2 separate regions of the Homo sapiens genome follow, and region 1 is linked to region 2. A link is a loop called in an ENCODE intact Hi-C map of the cell type or tissue named here. Cell type or tissue: sigmoid colon. All regions are shown on one strand. Links, peaks and the distances in the headings refer to the core of each region. The heading gives the core; the rest is flanking DNA. Region 1 holds the start of LOC124902905 (a long non-coding RNA gene). Region 2 has its middle 51 kb from the start of STK38L.

Region 1 (15,773 bases), core at 4,907-12,906, 100 kb after region 2:
GTTACTGGATGTATTAATAGATGGAAGCATGGCTCAGCTGACAAGGCAAAGGGAAGGATAGATCCTTCTGGGTGCACTAGCTATCATCTCACTCATCCAAACCCACAATTCAGAGCCATAGTTTAAACCTGTTGGCCCCAAATTCTCTAGATCACTGTAATATCTGTCTTTCCCCCAACCATGCTCTCATGCTCTCCAAAAGTTTCCCTAGGCCACTTAATTCATCTTTATAAATTCTATAAATTTCTGTATATATTTTATAATTAAATATGAATAACATAAAGATATATCATTTTATATATATATTTATAAATTTGTTTTTTCCCAGTTGTTTTCATTTTGTTTTACCTCTGAATATTTCCTCCTTTACAAATAATGTTGACATACTCACTCTGGTCTCCCCTCACCTTCGTTACCCATCATCTCCCTCCCCCCTGCCATTTACTCCCCCTTCTTGCAAATTGTGGCTTTTTTTCTCTTTTATATCAATCAAGACAAATATTTTTCTGTATGTGCTCGTGTGTGTGCCAGTAATAGAAACTGATTTAAAATTCTTTTAGGGATGCCCATACTATCTAAAAGTTGGCATTGATTTTTTTTTCCCATCGAGGTGCTAGATTATAAGTATTTGAAGTTATGTGGCATTTCTGCTGAGGTAATTTTTTAAAGTTAACTATGACTTGATTCAGCTGAACATTTTTTTGCAGACAAAATCTAGTGCACTACCAGATAGGCATATAGCAATAGAACAATTAAATTTTATAAATATTTTAAGAATAGACTGCTTCTTTCTGAATGTTTTTGAGAAAGACAGGGTGATAGTTTATCTAAACATTAAGATCGGTAAATAGAATTTTAAATAAAATTGCTGCTTTGGTAAATTTACCTCTTAATTGTTTGCATTTGGTTTATAAACACTTTCCCCTTCTCATTGCAAGTTTTAAAAAAAAATGAAGTTCAGAGGGATTTTTAGTAATTATTTGGACCAATAAACTCAGGTATTCTGCCATGAACATCATTACTACAGCCAAATAAGCTTTCAGGTACTCAACCATTGAACTATATTTTTGTGCATAGGAAAACTATTTCGAAAACAGTTTTGAAAATGAAAATGCTAATGTTGAGTTCAGCACCACTGTGCCATCATCACCAACCTTATGATTCACAGAAGGAGCAAAGACAAGGGTGTCTGTTTATGAAATGCATTCCTCTGGTCTAGTGATCAGGGCATACGCCACATGGAGAGGGCCACGCTAAATAAAAACAAAAGCTATTAACAGCAGATACAGTAAAGAGATTACAAATAAATTGGTGTGTGTTGCCTCATGAGAATCACTCTTTTGTGAGAGAAAGGGTTAGCTCTTCCCTGGAACACCTCTACCTCTAGTTCTACCCCAAATCACTACTAACTTCTAGTAAGGCTTCTACCAAGAGTTCTTTTTTTACTTTAAATATTTCTTTTTGCTACATTTCTCTCCCCTCTCCATTAGAAGTAATCTAATTTGTCAAAGAAGTAGGCTAAGATCAGAAGAGAGAGGGAATGTCTATTAGAGATTAAATTTACAAACTAACTGACAATGGCAGCAGCCCAAGGCAGGAGGGATGAGCAGGAAGATTGAGCAGGGAAGGGAAGAAAATTAATAATTTTTGAGCATTAATATGTGCTAGGAGATACTTTAAAAATATTTTTTACTGATTTATTGATTTATCAAACACATGACGTATCTCAGTCCTTTTACAAGTACTAACTTTTAGAATTATCTTAAGTCTTATATTATCATAATAAGCATGCACACAAGGTGGCTATTATTATATTTATTTAACAGGAAACTGACACACAGAAAGTTTAAAGTTTAATTTGCCTAAAGTGACACAGCTAGTGAATGGCTGCACCAAAATTCAGACCCAGGCAATCTGGCCTTTCATCCTGTGCTCTGCCACCATCAAAGCGTCATATCAACCTTATAAGGTTGGCATTTATGATCTCCATTTTAGAAATGTGGATCCTGACTCAGGTTAAATAACTCAGACAGGATCAGCCTTAAACTAACTTTCTTAAACTAGCCTTAAACTAGCTTTTCTTATACTTTCTGTCCTTACTGATCATTTACCCAGTCATCCACATCTGAAACTTAGAGATAATTAGAGACTTTAGTCTTTCCAGCTGACTAACTGAGGCTTCTTCACTTCTGCTACTATCTTAATTAGTCCCTCACTATTCTGTAATCTCAAATGTGCTGTAAAGGAAGCAGGTGGGTAATAAAATGTGGGTAATAAAAAGTGAATGAGTCTGGGCACGTGGGAATGGAGAGTTGGTGGACGGGTGGGATGTTGTATTGTAAGGGGCCGGCTGCAGCTCTGCTCCAGCTGTCATTGTGGAGCTGACAGAGCTCATTGTGGACAGATCAGACTTTTCAGGAGAAACCAGAAACCTGGATTTTCATGTGAAACCTTCTACTTTCTAAATTGTAGCACAAGCCTAACAAAATGATTCTGCAGGCTACCAGGTTGTAATCTCTGACTATTCATTATTAAGCCTCCTGAGCAGATTTACTTCCTCTAGTCTGATCTGTACTTCCAGCCTTTTGGCCATCCTCCCTGTACCAGCATAATCTATCCGAAGTGCAAATCAGATAGGATTTGAGGGCTGGTTAGGAGAATTAAATGCTTCTAAGAATGTAATATTCTTAGAAGAATTCTGGGTACTTGGGTAAAAACTCAATAAATATTCTTTAATGGCTGTTAGGTTTTCACTAAATTAAAAGCCTTGAGTGATTCCCATTTATGTTCAGGATAATTTTTAACATGACAAAAAAGTTCCTTATTTCTACCTTCATCTTCTGCCATTTAATCAAATATACTCAGTCTATCGGTATGCTTAAGTGTGTCAGTGTATTTCATGCCTTACAGCTCTTCCTCCTCTGAGTCCATCTGACTGGTGAACTCTTACTATAGCCCCATCCCCTCCAAGATTCAGTTCAGGCATCACCTTCTGTATTAAACCTTTGATTATCCTTCCTCTTGAAGCACTGATTTCTCCCTACTTTGTGTCTCCATAAGATCATGAACTCCCTAAGGGCCGGAACTGTGTTTTATCAGTCTTATTCTCAGCACTTCATACAGTCAACATGGTATATATCTGCAATAAATGTTGGTTGAAAATAAAACAATTAGTGAAAGTTAATGCTGGGATTTGAAACTTCACCTATGAATTTCTTGCATTTTAGACTGTGCCTCAGAGAGGAAAGAAGCTGTAGCTGCCCTTTCGTTAGGGACCCAGTTTATACAGTGTACAATCTGAGGACTTATTGTAGCCTAGGGCATTATGATTGCAACTAGTGAATTGAATTTAGGCGAATTTTTATACTACAAGGCAATATAGTAGCATTAAGGACACTCCTTCCTCTGAAATGCAGTATGTGAAAACTAAGGTGAAATCACCAGTTAAATAATTTGTTTTACAGCCAGGTAAAGCAGTTCTATTTTCTTCCTTTAGAAATTTGATGGTAAATGGTTGGAGATACCACATCTATTTATAAATGGCCTGAGTGCCAGATTTGTTATCTCCTTTCCCCAGGCTTGATAAAAAAGAATGTTGGACTTAACTATTGGTAGTGTCTCCATTAATGAATAGAGCAGTCTGGAGAAAACACACGTGAACAGGAAATTCAAGGGCACCTTGTGTTGTTTTTATCAGTCCAGGAATTCTAGACTTGCAAATTGTATCCTGTTCTTTTTCTGGCCAAAGAAAGGGCTTTAATAAAACAAAAAGAACAGTGTTAAATCCATTAAAGGAATACATTTGCAATACAATAAGTGCCAGTCATCTAGACCATTCTTTGTAATAATTTGATCACTTCTTAGTTTTGTATAATTTAAATTTTTAAAAGTCTGTCTGTGTCTGGTAAGAAGGAAACAAATTTTTCTTGTTTTTAAAGCTAATCTTGTTTTTAAAGCTAATCTTGTTTTTAAAGCTAATCTTTAAAGCTAAACTATACAAGATATTGTATAATCATGAGTAAGGGTGGGATTTTTGTTTTTTCTGCAAATGTGTTTCTTAAGTAAGATTTATTTCTGAAGGCTAATAGAATACCAAATGATTCTGTATTTCTTAACCCAAATGAAATTATTATATATGAAACACACATATAATTTAAAATCTATTACATTAGAGTTGAGTTACCATCACTTACAGACTGCCTACTGTGTGCTCATCACTTTGCCAGGTACTGCGATGCTTTCATTACAAAGATAAATAGATGGAGATTTTGCCCTTATTTGGTTTTTAAACAAGACATACATGTATGTGTAACTACAATGGAAAGAACATCATAATCATTACTAAATTATATAGAGTCTAAAAGTAATATTTCATTACTTGACATCCACTTCCGATTTTGGAGTAAAACTCATTACAACTTCCTATGATGGAAGAAACCTCATCTTCTATTTACCTTCTTTTTTGAAGACCTCAGGTTCATAAATATTTATCTAAAATGACCTCATATGTATTTCTATACTGTTGGGTTTTTTGTTTGTTTTTTTAGCCTAGATCTCACTCTGTTACCCAGGCTGGAGTCCAGTGGCTATGCATAGGCGCCACCATAGTGCACCACAGCCTTGAACTCCCAGGCTCAGATGACCCTCCTGTCTCAGCCTCCCAAGTAGCTGGGGCTACAGACATGTGCCACCATGCCTGGCTCTATTTTTATACGGTTAATGCAGACAATTTCTGTTGTTTGGAATTGTTTTGAATTCCCTAACACTTCTTTATGTTTCACAAAAATTTCCTCAAAAGTTTTGTTCCTTAATGTTCCTCAAAAGTTTTGTCCACCTCTAGCCCCCCAATTTGGCTTCATTCTGGGAAGGCCTAGTCTGTAGCAGACCATCTCCTACAGCCACTTTCCAGTGGACATAGGTGCTCTAGGCAAGATAGCCATCAGCCTTGTGTGTTTTAGATTCCACCTTATCCCAATCCCATTCAACATTTAAATTGAATAACAGTTCTCTTTGTTTTGATGCCATGCTCGCCAAGCAATCTTCTGAACCTAATTTCTTGTTACTCAGTGTCTTACTGTGTAAATCAGTAAACTGCATTCTGTCTTGTATATTTGTCTTTTGTGAACTTTGTTAGGATAAAGTGACTTCCAGAATTTGATTGCCCTGAGACACTGGCAGCTGAGGGCCAGACCTTGCCGCTTGGCAGACCGAGCAGGGCAGCCTGCTCGACAAGGCCCCTTGGCAGACAGTCAGCTCCCTCCAAGGCCAAACCCCAAGTTCAACATACATCTTTCTCTCCCATTTCTGCAAGCATAACTGTGAACAGCATAATTCTGTGAGTCATGTGTTATTTCTTTGTGCTTTTTTCAAGAGGCATTATAAAAGGTTTTTTATGTTTTTCACCATTCACTTTTTGAAAGGAATATATAAGGCCTTGGACAACTAGAGTTGGGTCTTTACCTTTTGTTAAGGCAAACTTGTAAAGTGGCAAACCACTTTATAAATTTTTATTGGCTACAGATCTTCTGGACATTTTCTCTGTTCATTAGTATCTGCTTGCTAGAACAAATACAAGGCAAGTCAGAAATCATTCTACAATCGTAGGGTGTTGCTCTTTAATGGTACTTTTAAGGTTTTCCCACCCCAAATATTTGTTGAAAAAGTAACAGGCAGTTGTTTACCAAAAAGCATTTGAAGAGAACTATCTATGAACTGCAATTTTATATGCCTAGGGAAGGTTCACTGGAATACTACTGCAAATTGTACACCTGTCCTCCTTTTGAGGATTCAGGATGCATGTTAGCATATTAAAGATGCTGGGAAGGCTAGGCAAGGTGGCTTGTACCTGTAATCCCAGCACTTTGGGAGGCCAAGGCAGGCAGATCACTTGAGGTCAGGAGTTCGAGACCAGCCTGGCCAACTTGGTGAAACCCCATCTCTACTAAATATACAAACATTAGCGTGCACCTGTAATCTCAGCTACTCGGGAGGCTGAGGTGGGAGAATTGCTTGAACCCAGGAGGTGGAGGTTGCAGTGAGCCGAGATCACGCCACTGCATTCCAGCCTGGGCAACAGAGTGAAATTCTGTCAAAAAAAAAAAAAAAAAAGATGCTGGGAAGTCTTATAGTAAGAAACTTATTTAACTTTGTGTAGTCTGGGTTTCTTAAATTTACTTAAATTCCTCAATTTCCAGTCCATCCTTCCTCTCCCATCCCAAGCCCCAGTTAACAAATGTGATTTGATTTCAGAGATGTTTTCTATACACGATCCCTGTTTCACTTTTCCTTCTTTGACCTTTTTTTTTTTTTCCAGTTAGAGACAGGGTCTTGCTCCATCACCCAGGCTGCAGTGCAGTGGTTCAATCGCAGCTCATTGTAACCTTGAACAAGGGTTCAAGCAGTCTTCCTGCCTCATCCTCCAGAGTAGCTGTGACTACAGGTGTGCACTACCACACCTAGCTAAGTAAAAAAAAAAAAAAAATTGTAGAGATGAGGAGATCCCAGGCTGATCTCAAACTCTTGGCCTCAAATGATCTTGGCCTCACAAAGTGCCAGGATTAGAGTCATGAGCCACTGTGCCTGGCATTCTTTGACCTTTCTGCATCTGATCCTGAAACATAGAACATGAGCCCAATGATTCTGAAATTTCCAAAAATGATTTGGCAGCATTGTTTTAGCAATTCAGTAAGAGCAGCTTAATCCATAAAAATCACTTGGCCATGATAATTCTTGAGTTTATTTTTCATTATTTATTGTTTTAAAAAATAATGCTCATTATTATTAAAGCATTTAGCACAATACAAAGATTAAACTAGGTGCCTAGAATAGTATCTTACATTTGTATAAGCCATTGTGGCTTTCCTGTGTATTATCTCAGATGGCCTTAGAACTAGGCCTGTGAACCAGGCAGAGCAAATATTTTAAGCCCTGTTTTGGGAAAAGTGACTTGAGTTAAGGGTGTTCTGGTGATTTGAATAAGACCATATGATCAGTTAGCAACAAGGCTGGGATTAGATCTTTTAATTTCTGACTTCTACCTTCTGTAATTTCTTTTTCCACAGTTGCTTATTAGCCAATCTTTACAGAGCACTTTACTATTGGCTAATTCTTTCAACTACTGTTACTGCGCCCCCTCCCTCCCCCCAATCAATAGGTTGTCTCATTCATTCATTCATGACTACTCTGAGTCAGATGCAGTGCTGTTGTGAGTTTTGAAAAATGAATCAGAAAGAGTTCTTACATGGAGATGTTCCTGGTTTGGTGGAGTAACTGTTAGGGCCGAATTTTTCTTAGGAGTGATAAGCCACCAGTACCTGACTACAAATGTTAGAGAACATGCACCAAAAAAATGAGAAATGCTTTGCCTCTTCTGCAGAGCATGTTAGAGAAGTCACCACAGCAGTAAGACTTCAGCTAAACTGGGCCATAAAGGATCAGCAGATTCCTGCAGAGACATATCCTGCAGTGGATATAACTGCTTCAGGGATAGGTCATGGAAGAGCTTGGAGGCATGAAAGAGCTAGGTATGTTGGGAAAAGAATGAGTGGTGAGGAAGAGCATCAGATAAGGATAGAAAATATAAAAAGCAACAGATAAGGATAGCAAGTTGGAATCCTGACTCCACATCACACTAGCTATGTGACTTGCCCCAAACTTCAGTTCCCTACTTTGCAGGGCTGTCGTGAGGATGAAATGCAATCATGCATGGCAAGTGCCTCTATCTTAAATCCTCAGGAGAAAAAAAGGGGGAAATCAGTGAATAAAATATCATAAAGTTCCTGATATATAACCATACTCAGTGTATGTGAGTTGTTCTTATTGATCATATGTAGCTAATTTGACTTGCAGTAGGCAATGAGGAACCATGACTGATTCTAAACAAGTGACACGATCAGCTTCTCATTTAAAGTAGTCAGCAGAGGAACAAATTTATGCCAAAATAATAGATGCAGTTTTAGACATAGTGATTCTGAGGCTCAAGCAGTACATTGAGGTATAAACCCCTAATAGGACAACAGTAGAACTGGGAGTTTGCCATAGATAATTGTTTGCTTTCAACCTACACTTGACTTGCTTGACATCTTTTGGTTCATTCCATCAACCCTGGAATCTAGTCCACTTCAGGTCCACATCCAGGGCTCTGTATCTTCTTTACTTAAAGCAAGATGGATGTTGTGGCATAGGTGGCAGGTTTGGGGAACACTTTTCAACTAAGAATGCTTTGGATGGTCACTCTTGGCAAGCTGGATCTTCTTTGGACTGGTCTGTTACGATCTTCATCTAGATAAGCAAAGCCTCTTTAATGTATGAACTCTTCTAGTCTTTTTATCCAGATGTGGCTGTAGTAGGCAAGTCTCTTAGGGTCAGTGGCCACCTGCCGCAGCCATCGGAGTTCAGTCTTCCCCCCGTCAAGTGGCCATTTTGCCACACTCCTTATCTAATAGTCCAGATTATTTTCTTTGAAACGGTACTTTGTTTGCGTGGCCCAGTGATCTCTAAAAGTTGGCACTGGAATGCCTTTAAGCAGACATACATTGTCCACTTAAGGCCACAAAGCTTCCCTGTTGTTACCTGGCTTCATTCATACATTTCTGTTTCCTTCTTGGTTCCTATAGGCATCTGAATTTCATTTGAAAATGAAATGGGCTGCACAGTCTGGAGAAGTGTACTATACCTTGTTATAGCACGTTTTGGAATGACCCAGAATTCAGAATGAAATGGGCAGCTATGAGCCCCATCCAAAGGTGCCTGTTTCTAAAAGTAGTTTCCCCCTACAATATACGTGAACGTTGCTTTAGGCTGGTGTTTATATGCATATTTGATACAACACTTCATGTTTCATAGAATTCATAAGGCAGAAGCTACTTCTTACTATTAAACTAAACTGCATTAACTCTTAGGAGACTGACATTTATCAGGGACATAGCTATTAGCACTATCTTATAGATTTTATTTAGTAATGAAACAACAAAATAGCTGGAACTTTTCTTGTTTTGAATGCTTGTTGAATGTGACCTTTGTATATAAATGTGTCTATATTATATATGGATGCCACTGGTTCTTCTTTGCTGTCATTAACTCCTGGTTTTGCCACCACAATATGAATTTCTCTTGCTTTGGAAATAGTGCTTTTCTTTCTTCCCTAGCTTTGTATTATTTATAATGTGAAATACTTGGATGTGTTAACTGTTAGGGTCGAATTTTTCTTAGTTGAAATTGAACATTTTCAGAGTTTATTATAAAAGATAGGGGTTTTTTTTCCCACTGAATAATTTGTTTTTCTATGTTGTTTCAGTTTCCGTTACTATGGCAATGACGGCAGGGACTACAACAACCTTTCCTATGAGCAACCATACCCGGGAAAGAGTGACTGTAGCCAAGCTCACATTGGAGAATTTTTATAGCAACCTAATTTTACAGCATGAAGAGAGAGAAACCAGGTATAGTAAGGGCTAATCAAAACTTTTTTTAGTTAAATAAGCTGTTGTGCTGTGAGTGGAATAGAAACTTGTTTACCATGAATGATATGAATATTATGGATCCCTGCATGCTGTTTTTGAGTTTCCTGTACTGACAGTGCACATAGACATGTGTTTTATTTTCACAGAGTAGTTTCCTGAGGTGCCCCAAGTCTTGTGCATCTATATACCCGTATGACATGCCAATTAACGTTTTAAACAAACCTTTTCCAAACATGAAATTATGATATGTCTTTACATTTTCTTTTAAAGGGATGCCTGGCTTGGTGTGGTGTGGCTCATGCCTATAATCCCAGCACTTTGGGAAGCCGAGGTGGGCAGATCACCTGAGGTCAGGAGTTCAAGACCAGCCTGGCCAACATGGTGAAACCCCATCTCTACTGAAAATACAAAAAATTAGCCGGGTGTGGTGGCGGGTGCCTGTAATCCCAGCTACTCAGGAGGCTGAGGCAGGAGAATTGCTTGAAGGCAGCAGTGAGCCAAGGCTGCAGTGAGCCAAGATCACACCACTGCACTCCAGCCTGGGCAACAGAGTGAGACTTTGTCTCAAAAAAAAAGATGCTTTATGAATGACTGACTTTAATCCAAAAGCATTTACAGTGCATATCAGGGGGAATAGAAGAATAAAAAAAAGAATGACATGTTATTTTGACTTTAGAAAACTTATACTAAAGGAGATAACACACATAAATATATAAATGAAAGAGTGAAGAATATTAAGTACAAGGAAGGGAGAATGTGCTTTTGTCTAGGCAACTGGGAAAGCTTTGTAAATAGTGGTGGCATTTAAACAGGGCTCTAAAGGAGAAGAACTATTTATACATGCATAAAAGGAAGGAGACAGAGGCAAAAGAGCAGGAGGGAAGGATATTAGAGACAGAAGAAATCACCAGGTCAGGCAGTGTCCAATTTCGCTCAAGCACAGGATGTGCTAGATTCCAACATCCTGGGAGCCTTGGATTCTTTGTTAATGTAGCTCTTTTCATGGTAGTGGAGAGCCTTGGATGTTTTTGAGCAGAAGAATCAAATGAAAACAAGTGTTTCTCTAGAAAGGAACTTTAGTTGTGATACAGAGAATGGTTTGGGGTCAGGGTGGGGAATTAGAAACAGGAAAGTCTAGTGATGTAGTCCAGGTAAATGGAAAGGAGGCTTGAATTAGAATTGTGACAACAACAACAGAGAACTGACAAGTAAGAAAGATTGACAAAATGTGGCTACTAGCAAAATATGAAATGTGAGGGAAATAAGTCAATGTTGCCTCTGAAATTTCATGCCTGGGCAAACTGAGAGTGGTACAGTTTAAATGAAATAGAGAGGAAAAGTCTCATTTAATTTTGGACGGATTTAACTGCAGATTAGATACAGGTATGGTGAGAATTAGTGAACTGGAAAATAATTATTCAGAAATCAACTTAAAATAGGAATATGTGAAAGAGAGTTGAGAAACATGGAGAATCATGAGAAGACTTGACATATCTCTAAAAGTTCTGAAAGGGAGGAAAGGAATGAAAATAGAGCAGAGGCAAACAAACAAAAAAAGAGTTAGCATCAGCAGAAATTCCAAAAAGTTCCATTTAGGCAGAAGGAAAGTGACCACAAATAGAAGATTTAAATGGTAAGTAGGTGGATAAATCTCAACAAAAATTATATAAAGCAACAGAAATAATAGCGATAATATCTTACACATTAAAAAATAGAACGATAATATTTTCCAACAGCAGAATATAATTCAGGAAAGAAGTAATTAGAATTAAGGTGTTCTTAATGATCTTAGTAGAAAGGGCATAGAGATTAGCTTCAGAGTTTGACAAATTATGTTGTAAGTTCTAGAGTAACCATAAAATGATAAAAATAGAGTTTGTAATTTCCAGACTAGTAGAAGGAAAAAATTGGAATGAGAAAAAAAAAGTCAGTTCAAAAAGAATGCAAGAGAGAAAGAAAAACTGAAATACCAAAAATGGTAAAAATGAAATACCAAAATAGCACAAAATAAGTTAGAAATAAAAATCTAAATATATCAATAATTAAATGAATTACAAGGGTAATTAAAGTCTCTGGAAGTGATCAGACCATCCTGGGAGAGTGAATAAAGTAGAAGAGAACCAAGGAAGAAAAAGCAGGCACTTAAAAAAATTCATCAGAATTTCGAAGGTTCATTGTCTTTACTTGCTGCAGTGTTAAAGTAATTCAGTTTGCTTTCTTTTTCCAAATAAAGGAAAGTAACAATAAAATTATCTGTGTTATTGAAAAAAAAAGTAGTCTCAGCTTGGTGCCACTGTATGTCAAGTCGAACAATCTGCTCATATTTTCTAAAAGCTTATACTTTTAAGAAAATGTGATGTATTTTTAAGGCTTAACTAATTGGATAAATGCATAAGCCCAATAAATTTCTAATCAGAGCAAAGCATAAGAGCATTTTAGGTGGAAAACTATTTTTAAAAAAGGTACAACAGAAATCATGGATCTTCCTGTTTAGATATGGTAGAAATGGATAAAAGTTACTGTATCTCTTCCAGAATGAGGAATGATTTCATGAAGTGTTAGTCTTGGCAATAACTGAGGAAAGGGACAGTGGAAATTTGACAGAAGAATAAAGTTGTTTATATGTTATAGCTCCTCCCAGAATAATGGTCCTCTTACTCTCTGGATTCTTTCTGCAGAGGAGAAAACTGGAAATCATTCAACAAGCAGCACTGAAGTGCCTAGGGGTAGGTGATGGCAGCACAGAATCTGATGTTAGGAGATTATTCTTGTCTAAGGGTTGGGGCCTAGGGGAAATAATGCATAAACAAAAGACAAAAATCAGTGTAATAAGCACCAAGGTAGGTGCCTATGACAAGCACTGAGGAAACATGTGTTGGAGAATATGCTCTTAGGCCTCATCCTCTCCAGTGGGGTGCTGATGTATCAACAGGCTTTAAATGTTACAAATCTTCTATAAGAAGGAAAACTAAGTGATCTTAATGATGGTTTAGTAAAAAAGCTTACCTTTGGACATGTAGCCATGAATAAGAAATATCAAAAAGTTGTGGGAGGGTTTCAATCCTTAACCCTTATACCCATTCAGTTAAATCCTGAAAAGTTACTGTTATTCTGACACACTCCAGAACTAATTAGGAGGAGTTCTGCTAGGTTTATATTTAGGGAAAACCAATACAATAGAAATAAAATACTAATACTCACTTGGAAATGAGTTGCAAAATGTGTTCCACAACCATCTCTCTAGTTTTAGTTACTTCATCCACACTGCCCTTACCCCAGATGCTCAGCTTAACTAACTTCAAGGGTGCTGTTTAAAAAAAATGAATAACTGAACCTGGCTGTACCTAGAAAAGCAAATGTTCTGGTAGCTAGTGGGTTTTTAAAAAATATTTATTTATTTAGAGACAGAGTCTCACTCTGTCGCCCATGCTGGAGTGCAGTGGCACGATCTTGGCTCACTGCAACCTCCGCCTCCCAGGTTCAAGCAATTCTCCTGCCTCAGCCTCCCAAGTAACTGGGACTACAGGCGCCAGCCACCATGCTCGGCTAATTTTTTTTGTATTTTTAGTAGACACGGGGTTTCACAGTGTTAGCCAAGATGGTCTCGATCTCCTGACCTCGTGATCCGCCCACCTCGGCCTCCCAAAGTGCTAGGATTACAGGCGTGAGCCACCGCACCCGGCCGCTGGTGGGTTTTTAAAAACACACATATATGACTTTCCAATTTTCAAATAATTTTAATACAATAAAATAAATGCAATTGCATTGAACATTTTTCCTTCATAAGTTAAGGAAAACTGAGCTTAGAGTTTCAGTGAGGGACTTAGCCAAGCTCATTTAGCTAATAAGTGTTAGAACCAGGGATATTTACCTTAAAATTTTATACTTTTAGTCAGTATAGTTATCTTTTTATATTTCTAATATAAGCATTGGGAAATATTAATGATATTGGTAGATTGAACATTAAGTAGCAGAGTTTTCCATATTAGAACATCAGTCATTGCCAACATTTCATTTAGGCAGGAGCGTGAAGTAAGCCTTAGAAGTAAATTATTCATTTGGCCAGTATGAGAAAGCAAAATCTGGGTTTGTTTTTTGAGAAAGAAAACTATTCTTAGTGATTATGTTGATCCAACTTGAAAGTTTTTTTTTTTTTAGCCTAGCAAGCTGAAGTGGTTAACCTGAATAAATAAATGTATATTTCTTAAGTGGAAATAGTTAGGAATGTATTTAAAATTTAATTTTTTTTTCCTTTGAAAAGGCAGAAGAAATTAGAAGTGGCCATGGAAGAAGAAGGATTAGCAGATGAAGAGGTAATGTAATTACCTATAATTACTGTACAAAAGCACCCCCAGTGACTTTTCATTCATTTGACATCAGGTATTTTATAACTTAAATAATGTGGATTTTATCATTTGAATATGGGCTTCTTTGTTGCTGTCATGGATATCTTTTATTGATATCTTTAGAAGGAGGCAGTTTTGTTTTTTTCTTAAATTCCAAGAACACGTATTTAAGAGAACATTGCCAAGTGTATTTTAGGTGTGTGGAATGAGAAAGGCAAGCTCCGGGAGGAATTAATCAATCGTTAGCTTTTCTAAAATTTTTTCTAAATATTCTTTTAAAGCTATCTATTTCTCTAGTTCAGTGCTATTACCCTGGTTTAAACTACCATATATTTTAACCTGAAAAATAACTGTCCCCAACTGGTCTCCCCATTTCCCACCCCCAGTTTTTCTGCATACTGCAGCTAGAGTAATTGGTCTAAAAATAGATTTGATCATCTTACTCTTTTGCTTAATAACCCTTCACTGGCTCCCTTATCTCGGGATATGGGCAAGCTCTTTAACATTGGTATACCTGGGCCGGGCGCGGTAGCTCACACCTGTAATCCCAGCACTTTGGGAGGCTGAGGCGGGTGGATCACGAGGTCAGGAGATCGAGACCACGGTGAAACCCCGTCACTGCTAAAAATACAAAAAAAAAAATTAGCCAGGAGCGGTGGCAGGCGCCTGTAGTCCCAGCTACTCAGGAGGCTGAGGCAGGAGAATGGTGTGAACCCGGGAGGCAGAGCTTGCAGTGAGCCGAGATCGCGCCACTGCACTCCAGCCTGGGCGACAGAGCAAGACTCCGTCTTAAAAAAAAAAAAAAAAAAAAAATTGGTATACCTTCACTACTTGGCCTCTGCTTATCTCTCTCTAGCCTCATCTCTTGTCACCCGCCCCCGACGCTGACAAGTATGAATTTCTTTGATGTCCCCTGTCTTGCCTGTGGACCTTTTCACATGCTCTTTCTGCTGCTTGGAACTCTTCCTCACTCCTACCCAACTCCCATTATTCTTCAAGAATCTTTAGTAGCTGGGCATGGTGGTACGTGCCTGTAGTCCTAGCTACTTGGTAGGATTGAAGTGGGAGGATCACCTGAGCCTGAGAGTTTGAGGTTGCCATGAGCTATGATCATGTCACTTCACTCCAGCCTGGGCAAAGCAGCAGCTTTAGGCCTCACTTCAGGCATCACTTCCACTGGGAAATCTTCCTTAACCTCTCAAGGTACCTTCTGTATTCTACTGTTCCTGTCCCCATGGGAGCCTTAAAATACAGTCTTCCCAAAGACTAGACACTGTAACATCTTGTTGAGCATTACATCTCCACAGCTGTCTGGCAGAGAGCTAGAATAAATATTTGGTGAATAAACAAATAATGGCTTTTGCCCTCAAGGAGTTTTAGATTAGGAGAGGGAGAGTGAGTGAGTGTGTGTGTGTAAAAATATGTACGCATGATAGAATGTGGTGAACGTTGAAAATATAGAGAAGATTTTTCCTCTAATTCAGAGGATCAGAAAATGTTTCATAGAAGAAGTAATAATTGATTTGAATTGTAAAGAATGGGTAGAATTTACATTAGAGGTAAGGGATGTATACAAAATAATGAATACATGTACAGAATAATGAGTTTACATTTGAGCTATAAAGGGTGCAATAAAAGGAAATAGTGAGGTAAGTTGATAGCACACCATGGAAAGCTAGGTTTAGAATAGTTTACTAAAAAAGGTATACTTTAGTACTAGGCAATAGGGAGTCACAACCCAGATTAATTAGTTTAACATGCTGAGTGCAGTGGCACACACCTGTAATCCCAGCACTTTGGGAGGCCAAGATGGGAGGATCACTTGAGCCCAGGAGTTCAAGATCAGCCTGGGAAATATAGTAAGACCTGGTCTCTACAAAAAATTTTAAAAATTAAGCATGGTGTCCTGTGTGTGTAGTCCCAGCTACTCAGGAGGCTCAGGTGGGAGGATCACTTGAGCTCAGAA
Region 2 (15,553 bases), core at 4,603-12,602:
GGCCAAAAACCATTAAGTTCTGACTCAGTGTCACTCAAACCAAGAGTGTTTGAAACTAAGGGCTCCAGAGCTCTGAAATGCTAAAATGTCTTTCTGTGAATAATGCTTTCCTTGGGAGCAAATCAAGAAATACTCCCAGTGTGTTGGCAAGTAGTCTTTCCAGAGGCCAACATTAGGAAATTCAGACTGCCCTGTTTAAAAATGATAGAGTATTGGTATTTCAATTCCTTACACAATGGTTGATTAAAGCTAATTAATATAGCATATGTTTGCAGTTTTACCCCAGAGGCCATGATAAATCAGGTACAGTGGTAACTTCTCCTTGCTAACGTTGACATTTCCCACTGCTGTGGGTGGAGTGCTCATGGACCTGAGTATCTGTGATAAATGGCACGAATTTCCTTAGAGAAAAGCCACGCCCTACATCAGATTATTATTCTTTAATCCTGTACATTTGGGTAGAATTTTTTTCAGGGCTTTTATTTTTAGGGCTTATTTAGAAATCTAGAATGAGAAAATGTTTGTCTCAACTCTGAGATGTGTATGTATGCGGGTGGATATGTGTATGTGTTTCCTACTTCTGAGTCACGCTGTCCACAAGGGACAAACCTTAAGGGGGCCCCATTATGTATAAAACACTGTGCTGTGTGCTGAGCCAAGGTGCCACTGCTTGACCAGCAAAGCACCTGGGTCCCCATCTCACCAAGTGGATGCATGGTCTCCTCAGTCCTGCACCATGAAGAAAGCCTGGTCAGACCAGCAGAGGTTCCTTTGACTCAACAATCCTTTAAATAGTTATCCTGACCTTTCCAGAAGCCCAGCCTTCTGTGGGATGTGTTAGAAATTGCAGCTATCCTCAGCTGAACAGCTTGTGGCTACTTCTTAGCCTTTTCTCAGACCATTCTATCCTTGAATATGTCCAGGGGCTTTCACCACCGCACTAGTTCTAGCTCTCCCTGACATCCTCATCCAGTAGCTGCCATGCCTGCCACCCCACTCCATTCATATTATTAATAGTTTCTTATCGCAGCTATAATAAATTGTCACAAACTTGGCAACTTAAAGACACAAAAATTTATTCTTTTGTAATTCCAAAAGCCAGAAGTCTAAAATTGGTTTCACTGGGTGAAGTCAAGGTGTTGGCAGGGTGCTTCCTTATGGAGACTCTAGGGGAATATGTTTCCTTGCCTTTTCCAGCTTCTAGAGCTGTTTTCCTTGCACTTTTTGGCTCATGATCCTTTCTTCTGTCTTCAAAAGTGGCAATGTAGCATCACCTTCAAATCTCTATCTCTCTCTACCTCCACCTTCACATTACCTTCCCTCTTAGAAGAACCCTTGTGATTACATCAGGCCCACTTGGCTAATCCAGGACAATCTCCCCATTTCAAGATCGCCAACTTAACCACATTTGCAAAATCCCTTTTGCCATAAATGTAACAGCGACAGGTTACAGAGTTTAGGACATGGACATCTGAATGTCCATGGTGAGGCTGGGAGCCACTATTTAGTTTAACAAGTCATTTGGTGCTGGCCAGCTGCTGTTGCCTTAAGGCACCTAAATTAATCATGCCAGTGTTCCTGCGGAGGGCTCTGAAGTATGTTAACACATATGTGAGGTGTGACTTTTATCCTAGAGAAATAGTACATGACAGCTGGAAGCAGAACATTGTAGCAGTCTCTAGAGTCAGACTATCTGGATTTCAATTCTAGTCCCTGTCTCTTAACCACTTAAAAGCTATGTGGCTGGACATGGTGGCTCAAGCCTATAATCCCAGCACTTTGGGAGGCTGAGGTGGTGGATCACCTGAGATCAGGAGTTTGAGACCAGCCTGACAAAATAGCAAAACCCTGTCTCTACTAAAAATACAAAAATGAGCCGGGAGTTGTGGCATGCCTGTAGTCCCCGCTACTCGGGAGGCTGAGTCAGGAGAATCGCTTGCACCTGGGAGGCAGAGGTTGCAGTGAGCTGAGTTCGTGCCACTATACTCCAGCCTGGGTGATAGAGCAAGACTCCATCTCAAAAATAAAAATAAAAATAAATAAATAAATAAACAAATAAATAAATAAATGCAAGCTCTGTGACCCAGGGAAAGTTACTTGTTCTCGCTAAATCTGTTCCTCATCTATAAGCTGACATCTGCCTCCCAGCATATTGTTAAGATAAAATGAGGCAGTGCTTATAAAGCGATTAGTACAGTATGCAATATATAGAAAAATATTCAATGATTAGCTCTTATTACTATGAATAGTCTGTTTTCCTTAAAAGATAAAAGCAGGAGGTTCAGAAATATTAAGTGATTGATCTTTGCCTCATCCCCCCACCCTCAGCCTCAGAAGCTATAAATAGAGCAAAATCCCAAGTGAGACACTGGAGCTATTTGGACCCAGCTGAGAAACCCCTTTCCCCCACCTCCCCAAATGCAGCTGATGTCACCTCACCCTACTGCAGTTCACACCACTCCAGAAGGGCCTCTGAGCCATGCTCCTTCCTTTCTCCTTCAGTCTTCCTGAAGGGAGCCAATGCCTTGACATCCATAGTAGTTGCCATTGACCCATAGGTCCTTGCCAATGTCCTGCAGTGCTCCCCACACAGGCCCTCAAACCCATCTTGGCGAATGCTTGCTGCAGCATTATTTTGATGAATGGTCAACTGCTGTAAATCTCATTGCTGCTGCCTACTGGGTTTGGATGTCTAATTTATGTTTCAGAATTAACATGTCCAAGACCAAACTTTTGAATACCTCCAACCCAACGGCTCCTTCCTGGATGATTCTCATCTGAAAGAATGGCGTCACCATACTTGCCAGCTGTCACTCAGGACAAATAGTGGCACCACCCAGCCTAAGGCACCATCATCTCACATCTGGAGTATTGCTACCTAACAACTCTTTCTACTTTCTTTCTCTTACAATCCCTCCACAACATGAATTAGATAATGTCACTTCACCATTTAATCCTCTCCCATGGCTTACCATTATTCTTAATCAAAATCCAAAGTCCTTATCATAGCCTACAAGTCCCTGCAAGATGTGGCCCCTGCCTACTTCTCTGATCTCATTTCCCAATATTTTTTGCTCACAGCTCTTTTTTTTTTTTTTTTGAGACAGAGTCTGGCTCTGTCACCCAGGCTGGAGTGCAGTGGCATGATCTCAGCTGACTGCAACATCCACCTCCAGGGTTCAAGCAGTCTCCTGCCTCAGCCTACCAAGTAGTTGGGACTACAGGCATGCATCACCAGGCCCAGCTAATTTTTGCATTTTTTCTTGTAGAGACGGGGTTTCGCCATGTTGGCCAGGCTGGTCTTGAACTCCTGACCTCAAGCAGTCCACCCGTTTCAGCCTCCTGAAGTGCTGGGATTATACGCGTGAGCCACCGTGCCCAACCCGGCCTTCTTATCCCAGGAATACCCTGAGCATGCTCCTGCTTCAGGACCTTGGCCCATGCTGTTTCCTTTGCCTAGAATACTCTTCCCCCTAGATAGCCACATGTTTTGTGTCCTTACTCCATTCAGGTCTTCTTCAAGTGTCATCTCCTCATAGAGGCGTTTCCTTACCAACCTATGTACAAAAAGCATTCCCATCACTTTATTTTCTTTAGAGTGCTTATTATTACATGACATTGTATTATACGCTGTGCTGTTTATTATCTTCACTCCCACTAGATGGAAGCTCCATTTTCACCATTGCATTTTCAGCCCTTAAAATGGCACTTGATTCATAGTTGGTATTTGATACATATTTTTTAATTGAAAAATTGCTTTCTATGTGTAGGCAGTGTTCTACATCTTTTATAAGTATTAATTATCTTAATCTCTCTAATAGCTTTATGAGATAAATACAATTATTATTATTATTTTGAGACAGAGGCTCACTCTGTCACCCAGGCTTGAGTGCAGTGGCACGATCTTGGCTCACTGCAACCTCCGCCTCCTGGATTCAAGGCATTCTCCTGCCTCAGCCTCCTGAGTAGCTGGAACTACAGGCGCCCACCACCATGCCTGGCTAATTTTTGTATTTTTAGTAGAGATGGGGTTTCATCATGTTGGCCAGGCTGGTCTCAAACTCCTAACCTCATATGATCCACCCACCTCAGCCTCCCAAGGTGCTGGGATTACAGGCGTGAGCCACCGCACCCAGCTAGTAAGTACAATTATTATCTTTCTTTTAGAGATGAGGAATAGCTTCCCTTCTGAACAGGTTGATCTGCAAGCTCCCATTGGTACATGATCACCTTTCTCTATATGTATGTAGAGCATTGTGGAATAGGTCCTTTTGTGACTATATCTCTCTAGTCCCAGTCTAAGCATGCTTTTCCTGGGAAAGATAACTTGCGGGATTGCATGAGCTCTGCTACTTCTGTGTTTGTAAGGTTCCCTCTGGTAAACTGTATTTTGCATTTGTATCATGTGTCATGAATGGAGTATATGTTCATATCTCCTTTGCACAGTGGTTAGATATTTCTGTGTTGGATTACTTTTGTCATTCAAAAAGAAAGCATGACCCTAAACCAATAAAGCATGCCTTGAGGGTAAATATTGTATTTATAGAAATTCTTAAAATGGATTACAATCCAAGGATACCCTGTCTCTCCTGCTCTGTGCCTAGCCTGTAACTGGCATTCTACTACCTAGAAGAGTAAGCTGGTTAACACATCCCTTGGCTTGACTCAAAAACCACCTGTGTCTGTGAGTGGACTTTCTGGAAGCTCTAACTTCTTGCTTCCCATGTGGGCTCCAGTGAGCACTAACTTCACTGGAAGAAGGTGTTTGGAGGAAAAGTCCAAATCCCTTCCTAAGAGATCAATACATCTGAATGAGATACTGATATTTTTCCCCTTACCATATATGCCCAGAGCCTCTTTTTTCCGGAAATTATTTCTGCTAGTTCTAAGTCATTTGGTTTCTTTGATTTCTTTCCCCCTACCCTCCTAGGATTACATTTGAAATCCTTTATTTTTATTTGCTGTAAAAATGTGGGTCAAAGAATTCCACATTCCAGTTTGTTCCCATCATCCCTTACAGCTATTTGCTTTGTGGGTGTAGGCCAGTTTTTGCTATTTTTTTTTATCTCAAACAGCAAGTCCTTTTAGAGGCAATGTTGTCATCCATTGGTTTTTCTGCAAACAGTCTGCGTTCTTTGGTATTTCTTAGAATCATTTAAAATTTCCTGTTGGATAAGATTTTGTTCTACTGAAATTCCATTTGCAATGTTTTTCCTGTTAGTTTAAAAATACACATATACACACAGAGAATCTTTCTTTTCCACCATCCACCCTTCTTTCCATTGTTTATTAGCTTTGGCTACAGAGGCGTTCTAGAGTTTAATACCATCCAGCTCTGTCTCACTGACAGGGATGCTCATGCTACAAGGAGAAAAGTCCTAGGAGAGGAGCAAGTGCAGTGGAGCTGAACTTTAACATGTGAGGTGTGGAAGTCAGGAGGTCAGAACAAAACTGGCTGCTGCTCTGCTGTGTGGTGGGCAGGGCTGTTTGTCTCTGGGAGGTTCTCCTGAGGTGATTGTTGCCACTGCAGCATCGTAGGAGAGTAGAAGTCAGCAATGGGCAGGTTGGGGCAGTAACTGAGAAGCAGAGCCATTAACAGCCCAAATCCAGTCCTGGTGCAAATGATAATGAGATCTTTACTTTTCTTCCTTTTCTTTCTCTCATTCCTCTCTCTACTCCTCACCTTTCCTCTCCTTGGACCCTCATACTGTCTTATTAGCTCTCTTCTTTAATGTAGAAGAAAATGCTGGCATGAAAATGCACTATTCAAAGACTAAACTGTGTAATTGCAACAGAAAATCTGGTGCTATTCAGGACAACAGGGGCAGCATAGCAGAGCTGTCCTGTTAAGCTTTGCTCTACAGGGCAGGTCATGACTGTGGTGTACTTTCCTTCTCCTTAATTCCAGTCCTGACCCTTGCAAAGAAGTAAGAGGTAGATGAGTTGAGAAATATTGCTGGGATGTAAGTCTGCTGAGTCTCAGAGTCCATCTCTGCTTTTGCAAGCCTCTTCCATAGACAGGCCCCAGTTCTTTCCTTTAGTCACACTGCGTGCGCATCATGTGCCAAGTATTGTGCTGGGGATATAGTGGTAGTCAATATAAAAACAATGCCCGCCCTCATATACCAGCAAGGTACAAAAGCTGTTGAGGTAATTGCAAGTGTAAGTAGTGTTGCCCAAAAGCATATTAAGGATACAATGGAAGCGTGCAGTGAGAGAGCTGATCTGGTCTCCTTTATGTGTAGGCTTGGCCCTGCCTACACTATCATCAGCCCTTGTCCAGCTGCTGACCCTTAGAATCTGACTTGCCAGCAAAGACCTAGGAAGCCCTGGGCATCCATGTCGACTGGACAGATAACAGCCTTCCCCAGGCACCTACCATGTTAACGCACTATGTTTGCACTTTGATCATTTCCATAGCCCTGCACTCTAGTTCTTTTGCCCTTTCAAATGTTCTTAGTTCTTGCCAGGTCCCTCCCCTATAAAACCAAGTCCTTTCTCTGATACCTTCAGCCACTGGCTGGGCTCTGCTGGGATTGACCCACTCTCCATCCACCTGACTTTGATTCTAGCCTGTCACTGGAACTCCCACTGACGTGTCCCACACTTTAGATTGAACCAACCTGTCATCTAAACCAAACCACGCTGGGCCTGGACCACAGAGTTTCCAGAGCTCCTTCGGTTCACCCTCAGTCCTTACTCTTCTGGTTCCTGGTTTTTCCCTCTCCTCTTTCATTTTGCTGTGACCCAACAGCAAAGTTTGTGGCTAAGTCTGAGAGTGACACTCTGGGCTTGTTGGCAACTGAATAGCTATTGATTTGTTCTTTCTCCTTTGCACACATTGTTAAGTATTGAATAATTAGTCAACAAAAATATCCTGAGAGCCCACCATGCACTATTCTGAGCACTGAGGAAATGCCAGTGAACAAAACAAAGATCCCTGAACTTCCACACATGCCCATCCATTCTGTGTGTGCTCTCTGTGAATGTAGAGCTTGAAAATCAGAGGGACTCTGACATGAGATCAGTCAGGCCCTCTACTCAATGTACAAGACACACTGTGCTTCCAAATCTCCAAGTTTCTCAAGACCAAGGGACCCAGGTGTTGCCTTATTTCCATGCCTCTCACTTCCACTACTGAAAATAAATCCAGCCAGGCACAGTGGCTCACATCTGTAATCCTAGCACTTTGGGAGGTTGAGGTGGGAGGACTGTTTGAGACCAGCCTGTCTCTACAAACATAAAAAAAAATAATAAAAAATTAGCTAGGTGTGGTGGGTGCGTGCCTATGGTCCTAGTTACCCAAGAGGCTGAGGCTGGAGGATCACTTCAGCCTGGGAGGTCCAGGCTGCAGTGAGTTGTCATTGCACCACTGCACTTTAGCCTGGGTGACAGAGTGAGACCCTGTCTAAAAAAAGGAAAAAAAAGAAAAGGAAATGAAATGAATCCCCATGTGGACTGTTTCCAAACCACCCTGCTATAAGCATGACGTCAACTCACAAATTGCTGCACCAAGTTTATAAACTACAACTGATAAATGAGTTTCTGGCTTGTAAATCAAATAATTGCCCTTTGAGACTTGCAGAATGGACAACACAGATTGCTCATTGCTGACACAAAGATTCTAAGCTAAGTTTTCTAATTTCAGAGACTTTAACCAGGCTATTAAGGGAACACAAACTTGACTTTCTCTCTAATTAAAGCCTATTATAATATAATAACATAGCTCACTGCTGGATAAATACTCCTTTATTTTTCACTCCAACAGTACCTAATTTGGTGGCACGGACACACACACGTTCTATATAGGGCTTATAACCTGAACATATGTGTAGCTGTCTTTGCATTTTTTAGCTGTTTTGTTCTATGTTTTGCCTCTCTTCTTAGTTTCAGAGTTCACTTATTGACTATGATAATTACTGAGCAAACAAATATGACCTATTAAGGGCAATTACTGTTAAGCATAATTTTTAAATCATGCCCTAGGACCAAACACTTTTCTTGAGCCTTGAGACAAATGTCCCACATGCTGGCTGAGTAGCAAAAAAGCAGAGGTTGGGATGATCTCCTGGGTGCTGCCAGCAAGCACAGGAATGTGCCAGTGATGTCAGGCAGAGCAGGGCAGGCATCAGATAGCTGGAGTGGGGAACTGGCCATGTGGTGTGATGTGAGAGATTTCCAAAAAAGGTCCTGGACTGAAAAAGTCCTTCCTCTCTGCTACAGACAGGGGCTGTGATTGTTGGAATGAGTGTGAGGTAAGCCTCACCACTCCGACTTCTAGCCTGTGTCTGCCAACATCTCATTCAACAGGATGTAAATCTGGGGAGGAAGCCTCTGTCCTCAGGCTCCTGGCTCCTGGCTCCTGGTATGGAGCTAAGAGGTTTCATGGTCTGTCCTGGCTCCCAGGCTGATGTCTGTGACCTCCACAGATGGAATCTGCCTTCTTTTATTCCATTCTTGTTTTCCCAAACATTTAGCAATGCCTTTTAAGAGCACATGTTGGACACTGAGAACACATGGCAAAATTATATGTATGTCCCTTCTCTCAAGGATCTGATGAGGATTTAAAAAAAATAAACATTTTTAAAAAGAAGCAAATGAGGAGGATCTTTGTGGTGACCGAATACTTCTGTGTCCTGATTACAGTAGTGGTTTCATGAATCTACACTTGATAACATATCAGAGAACTATATACATTGTTTTAATGTCAGTTTCCTGGTTTTGATATTGTACTATAGTTATATAAAATATAACCATTGGGGGAAACTGCGTGAGGGTACAGGGGACCTCTCTGTACTATCTCTGTAACTCTCTGTGACTCTAGAATTATTTCAAAATAAAGAAGTAGTTGCTCTCATTTCCATGTTTTGCCCAAGAACGTAGGTTAAGGGAAATTTAATGACTTGGTTAAAATGACAGAACAGAGTGTGAGCGTTAAGCAAGTGCATATTTAGGTCAAGTCAGGGGGGAAACCTGGACTGTTTCTGTAGATCTGGGAATCATCAGCCTTGACATGATAATTAATGGTGTAGAAGTGGGTAAGGCCACTGGTGAAGAAGGTTGGAGAGCTGAAAACAGCATCATCAAAGAGGTGAATAAAGAGACTGAGATGGGAGGAGCCAGAGAGAAAGGAGAAAAATCAAAAGAATCACTCCAATGGGAGTCCAGGGGAGAAATGAATGTCCAGAGTCAAATGCTGCTGAAAGGGCAAGAGGGATAAGGACTGGTGTCCTCTGACTTCTGCCACAGGGAGATCACCTGTGACTGATTGGAAATGAATGAGAGGAGACTGGAGGCCACATGTCTAAGATACTATTTCAATAAACTCTGGTGTAAAGAGCAGGAGAGAGACAGCACAATAGATGGAATGGGATGTGGATTTGACCGAGAGTTGTTTGTTTTAAGATGGGAGAGAGGAGGAGAGGGACAGCACAATAGATGGAATGGGATGTGGATTTGACCGAGAGTTGTTTGTTTTAAGATGGGAGAGAGGAGGTGAGAGAGACAGTCGTTGAAGACTCACGAGGGAGACGAGGCAATCAACTGAGGAGAGTGGCCAAGCAGCTGGAAGGGACAGGACCAAGAATAGGCAGAGAAGTTTGGCCTTAGATAAGAGAGAAATGCATCCTCTAATGAAGAGGTGAGGAGGGAGAAGTGATGGGTATGGATGTGGGCGGCATGTTAGAATTGTTGGCAGGAACTTGGCAAGTTCCATTCTGAGATCTTCAATATTCCTTTGTGAACTAGGAGACAAGGTCATCTGCTGAGAGTGAGGAGACAAGAGCATCAGAGATTTGCAATGATGAGAGGAATTTTGAGCTGGTTGTAGGGAGGGGGGATGAGGGTAACTAGGGTAACACGTCAAGGAGACTGGAACAGGATGGCTGCAACATGTGCTGTTGGTGCCCCGTTGAATCCCCTTGGCACTCATGGTTCAGGTACAAACATGCTGACAGCTTTTTATTGCAGGCACCTACAGCTTTGCCTGGGGGGTGTTCTCTAGCTGGGAGCTTGTGTGACTTGTGCATAAGGCAGCCTGGAATAAAAGGGAGTTAATGCCACCGAGAGCCATTCTCAACCAATGACAGAGAGAAATATGGGGGCCAACTCACAGGTGGGCTCTTGGAGGTCTCCAGTGGAACTGAGCCCACTGTAGTAATCTGCTCATCAACACACCCTGTGTTGGTTTCCTCCACTCTGTCCCGTTTCCCTCTCCGTCTCTGTCTCTCTTCTCTCTCTCCTGTTCATTCTTTTACTTGGGTTTATCTCCAAATAAACCACTTACATTCAGATCCTTGTCTCAGGCTCTGCCTTTGAGGGAACTGCACCCAAGAAAAGGGCCTAGTCGGAAAGGGCCCGGATAAGTATCATTATACTTGTCTACCAAGATGTGATCATCTAGCAGTGCTTGGCAGCCTAGGTATGAAAAACAAAAACAAAGGATAGGAGCTTTTGTTGCAGATGCAGTGAGAATAATGAGGCGAAGGTACTTAAAATATTGGCAGGAGAAAGTGTGAAATGATGGATCATTAAGTCTAAGATGAATGGGGGCGTGGATTAGAGGACCTGAAGTAAAAAGGGAACAAATGTATTATGACAGTTAGGCATGCCAGTTGAGAGGATAAGAGACTGTGATTAGAGAGAGGGATACCTGATTTAGTAATGTTAGAGATGAGGCAGTTTGTGTGTACTGTGGCCTTGAGAGCATGTGACTGTAGAGTATCAATCTACTGCATTTTATTGAAAATGAGGCATTCAAAATTTCCTGAGACTAGAAATGGGATGATATGTCCACACAGATATTTAAGTAACCTTGGATGATAGTGGTTTGAAAGACTATATGTCAGTTGCCAGAGTCTTTAATTAAGGGTAGAGGCCAGGCTCAGCAGCTCATGCCTGTAATCCCAGCACTTTGGATTCAAGGCAGGAGGACCGCTTGAGGCCAAGAGTTTGAGACCAGCCTGGACAGCATACTGAGACCTTGTCTCTACAAAAAAATAAACAAATAAAATTAAGCTAGGTGTGACAGCGTGTGCCTGTGGTCCTAGCTACTTAGGGGGCTGAGCTGGGGGGATCACTTGAGCCCAGGAGGTCGAGGCTGCAGGGAGCTGAGATCACACCAGTCGGTGACAGAGTGAGACCCTGTCTCAAATAACAATAACAATAATAATAATAGTAGAATGATCAGAAACTCTGCTGATGAGGAAGGATAACAATTGACATCATTGAATAAATGGGCCTCAAGGTATCAATAATTGAAGCCATCTCTCTGTGTTTATATATTCAGCTTTTGAAACCCGCAATTACTTTTGCACCAACCTAATAGATTTGCGTCACTCTTTTTAAGGGCTGCATAGTGTTCCATGGATGCTTAGACCACAATTTACTTAGCCAACCCCTACTGAGGAACACTGAAGTTGTTTCCTGTTTTTCAAAAGTATAAATAAAGTGTGAGTACCTGTTTTCAAATTTGTATTATCTCTTTGGAGTAAAGTCTGACAAGTAGAATTGTTGCAGTGAAGAGTCTGCACATCTTATGTTTGATACTTCTTGTCAGATAGCCCTTTCGAGAAGTTGTGCTATTTTATATACCCGCGGAAAAAACACAAAGTGTGTGTTTCTCCTAACCATGTCAATGCATGTGTTTGATCAATTTTTAGAGATCTTTGCCAGTCTGATAGATGAAAATCATTTCATTATTGTTTAATTTGCCTTCTGAATATTTGTGAATTGAACATTTTTCCATGTTTGTTGACCATTTGCATTTTTAATTTATCTGTGACTTATACCCATTATTTTCTATTAGATTGTTAATTTTTCTTGATTTATGTAAGCTCTTTTATTATTGTGTGGATATTAACCCTTTGCCTTTGGACAGTATTGTTAATATTTTCCTGAGTTTGTCATTTGTCTTTCAACTTTGTGTATGATTTTTTTGCCACACAGAAGTTTTCAATTGTACTCAACATTATTTATCATTATTTTTCCCCTGTATTATTTTACTTTTGTGTTTTAAAGTGTTCACATGTAAATTTTTAGCCTGTCTAATTTATTTGGTGCAATGAGGTAAGGATTTAATATTTTCTTGCTAATTACTAGCCAATCTTCCCAATATTTTTTAAAGATCCTGCCATTTCTTCAGGGATTTGAATGCCACTTTTCGTCACATACTCAAGTGCCTAGGTCTCCCCCATCCTCCCACCCTCTGCAATCCTGGGCCTCTACCTAGTGTCAGAGTGTGAGCCCCAGCCCAGCCCCTAGCTCAACAGCAGCCAGGGGAATTGAGCAGTGTCTCAGATGGAGTCCGGGAAGCAGGGGGAGAGGGTGGGATGGCTGTAGCATTGCAGCAGCACTTGGGGAACAAGACTGACTCACACAGTGACTGGAACATTCATGGGCGGCTCCTTCGAAGCACAAAAATAAATGGGTATTTAACAGCAAAGTGGCAGACTGCCTAGGCATTTACTCCCTGGACTGCAGCACTGGGATGAGGGCTCCTCCATTCTGGCCATTGCTTTAGGTGCTGCTATGATTGCCACTTGCAGCAGACCTATCCCCTGATCACAGCTCCAGGATCTGCCTGGGTGAACATTGATCTCTAGCTGGAATCAGAGGGGACACCCAGATTCTGGTGCCCCCGCCAGACCCTGCTCTAGATTATTTCCCTCCCTTTGTTACCGCTTTCAGGAGCCATTGCCTTTCTTTTGGGCTGTCAACCTGTATACACCGATTCTTCCCTCTTTTCACTCAGTGGCGCTGTGGCTTCTCGTCTAAGAGTGGCTAGTCTACAAGTTTGAATACACCCTTCTAAATCCTCACATTACTTTTTCTAGGGACAGCTTCCTTAAATCCTTATACAATCATATACTTCAAAAGAGAGTTATATTTAGTGTTTCAAAGGTTAAAATAAATAAAACAATAAAGTTTAATCTGTATTAAGGCATTCTGCTACATAAATTCTTGAGCAAAAAATATGTTTATAATTGGGGAGACTTAACCATCACTATTGCTCCTCGTATCATTCCAAGAACCTCAGTGACATTGGTGCTGCTTCTGCTGGTGCTCAGCCAGTGGAGTTTACTGCTGGTCTCTCCATCCCCAGAGCCTCTGTTGCTCCAGTACCCAGAGGTGGGTTACCCATCCCTAAAGTCCTTTGAATTCAGCCATTATTGCTATTCCTGCTACTGTCTTCAATCACCAAGCCCAACCTACCACCCAAGTCTCATGTTTATTGATGTTGTAAGTCCTTGCGTTTGGAGAAGGGGCAGAAGGTGCAACCTACCCTACCCTCTTCTTTGTAGGCCTAGGGCTGCCACAGATGTTTGTGCAGTTTGAGCCCTGCGCAAAGGTGCCTGTCTGAGGGGCAGACGGAGGCTGAAATTCAGTGCTCAACACAGGAGTCCTGCCATCTTGCTAGGGTAGTGAGTGGGTACTGGGTCTGCCTCAAGGAGGGCATGACTTTCTAATTTGCACAAAGGTCCTGTATGGGCTGGCAGCAAGCAGTCCTGGGGCAAGACTTGGAGAAACCATAAGGCAGCCCAGAGTTTTAGCCTTTTGCATTAGGAAAATAGACCAGCCCTCTCACAGTATTTACTGGGAAGATCCATTTTAGGTGTTAAACATTTTAGGTACTTGTGAGTTTCTCTCAGTCCTTGCTGATGGGAAGCCATTGGCCACTCATTGACTGTACATCAAACAAATGTGAACATTTACCTCTTCTTCCCTTTGGCTGAGAGGCATCTGTCAGAAAGAGGCTCTTCATTAGCCCTCTTTCTTGTCTTTCCAGAAGCTTAAGAATTTGTTTGTAAATAGGATAGCCCACACCCTGAAAAAGAAGACAGAGAACATCTATGGAATTGTCAACTCAATACCCTTCCAGCCCCCTTCTCTTAGGAACTGTCACTCCTCCTCCATTTCTCCCTCCCCTTTACACCCACATCTATGTTAGAGGCTGTCATTTTCTTATATGACCACAGCTCCTGTTGGGTTTGACTCAACTGGGGCTCAAAGTTTTTCTCTGGGATTTTTCTAATTAAAATAAAGAGGGACTGTCCCTCTCAAAGAGTAAAGCTATAAGGTGAAAAAAGGGGGAAAAAGGAAGTTGTGTATGGTTAGGTTTGCTTTCTGGTAGAGAAAGTTGATCTACAATGAACAAGAATGGGAGTAGCACGTAGAAAGAGGCAGAGATTCCAAACAGAGAAGAAGGGAGTCCTGGCAGCCGTCCAGTTCTTGGTTCCCATAGTTCCTTGAGGCCTAGCTGCATTACAATTTTCCCCATCATTTGGTTACTCACCTCCTTCTTGGATTTTCTAAACCAGCAACCCCCACACCCTACCCCATTTTGTTAGGCTAATTCAAGCTATGTTTCTATCACTTTGCAACCAAGAGCTCTGCTTTCTACAAAGGCAAATAAAGTACCCTAGGGATGCTTTGCTTTCCTAGTTAGACTCCACTGGGCCTGACTATAAAGATTATTTCACATAGGTAAAACCCAGAGGTCTGTTGGGTCATCTGTCACTTGGATTGCTAAATAGGGTTTACTACCTGCTGAAGTTTTACAATAAGGGGAATAGTTAAGAAAATGGGTCCAGCAGGATTTTCGGTTCACAATAATGTTAATTTCCTGAGAAAACCACTTGACCTCAGACAAGGCATTTTCTTTTTCTAGAAACAAGGCGTTTTCTTTTTCTTGAGAATTGTTTTATTTTGTTTTGTTTTTAAATAACAAAGTGCTATTGTATAGTAGACATTCTTGAGATGACTTCCTTTCTATACACATATATGAGCAAATTAAATAGGGACATAAGCAGAATAAATGGTATTGAAAATGTACATTCACGAAGCTCAATTTGAAGAATCTCTGCTGAGGTTTTGCCCATGTTTTCACAATGTCATTATAAACCTATTTTTCATGCTTGCATTAATGACATTTATTAAGTGACCATTCATCGATATCTACTTTGCAAAAACTCTATGGAAGCAACAGAATTGAACAAAAGAGTTCCTTACCATGGGGTGTTTATAACCCTATCTTGAGACACACTTGTAAAAAAATTAATATAAGGCCAATTGATATGAATGCTGTGACAGACACAATGAAGGATTCTGGAAGCATTAAGGAAGGAGAGACTAATCCCAGCTGGGGTGGAACATAACTGGCTCTCCATGTGGCAGATTCACATTAACCAAGCTCTGAGAAATTATCTACAAATCTGCAATTCAACGTTACTGTTTTTCAAGGACAACTTTCTGACAAGGGTCTAGACACTTCTTTGGTTGTATATGAGCTTACTACAGTACCTTTAAACTGATACCTGACACTTCCCCAAATGAGATTATATTTTATGATGAATATTTCTCAAAATACTTCATAATTATCATGCTTACAGATTTCATAAGGCAAGAGAAAAGGCAGTGAGTGGTTTAATGGATACAGTCCAAAGGACAAATTTATTTCTAAAAATGAACAAGGGTTGGCAAGCCTTTTCTGCAAAGGGCCAGATAGTGAATATTTTCGGCTTTGCAGGCTATAAGATCTGTCCCAACTACTCCA

The links. Hi-C counts contacts between places; a loop is a spot of excess contacts. Peaks named below come from ENCODE experiments on the same cell type or tissue, not always from the same donor. Only the 100,000 strongest peaks of a DNase experiment are listed, where the experiment ranks them.
Region 1: it touches region 2 in a loop (2.3-fold over the local background); 10 of 110 quality-filtered maps call a loop at or near these places.

Annotation. Positions count from the first base shown.
Region 1 is chr12:27,288,415-27,304,187 of GRCh38, forward strand. STK38L (serine/threonine kinase 38 like) reads left to right here. Exons shown (of 14, transcript NM_015000.4): 2 at 9,296-9,440; 3 at 13,723-13,774. The coding sequence starts at 9,307. LOC124902905 (a long non-coding RNA gene) reads right to left here and starts at 5,115. Exons shown (of 3, transcript XR_007063254.1): 1 at 2,990-5,115; 2 at 1,155-1,253. In sigmoid colon, for the core only: no CTCF peak of the experiment used is centred there; a DNase peak (open chromatin) is centred at 5,221.
Region 2 is chr12:27,185,843-27,201,395 of GRCh38, forward strand. It overlaps the pseudogene LOC124902904. Among named protein-coding and RNA genes, the nearest start is that of STK38L, 51 kb to the right of the region's middle. In sigmoid colon, for the core only: no CTCF peak of the experiment used is centred there; DNase peaks (open chromatin) are centred at 8,209 and 12,389; H3K27ac peaks cover 618 bases.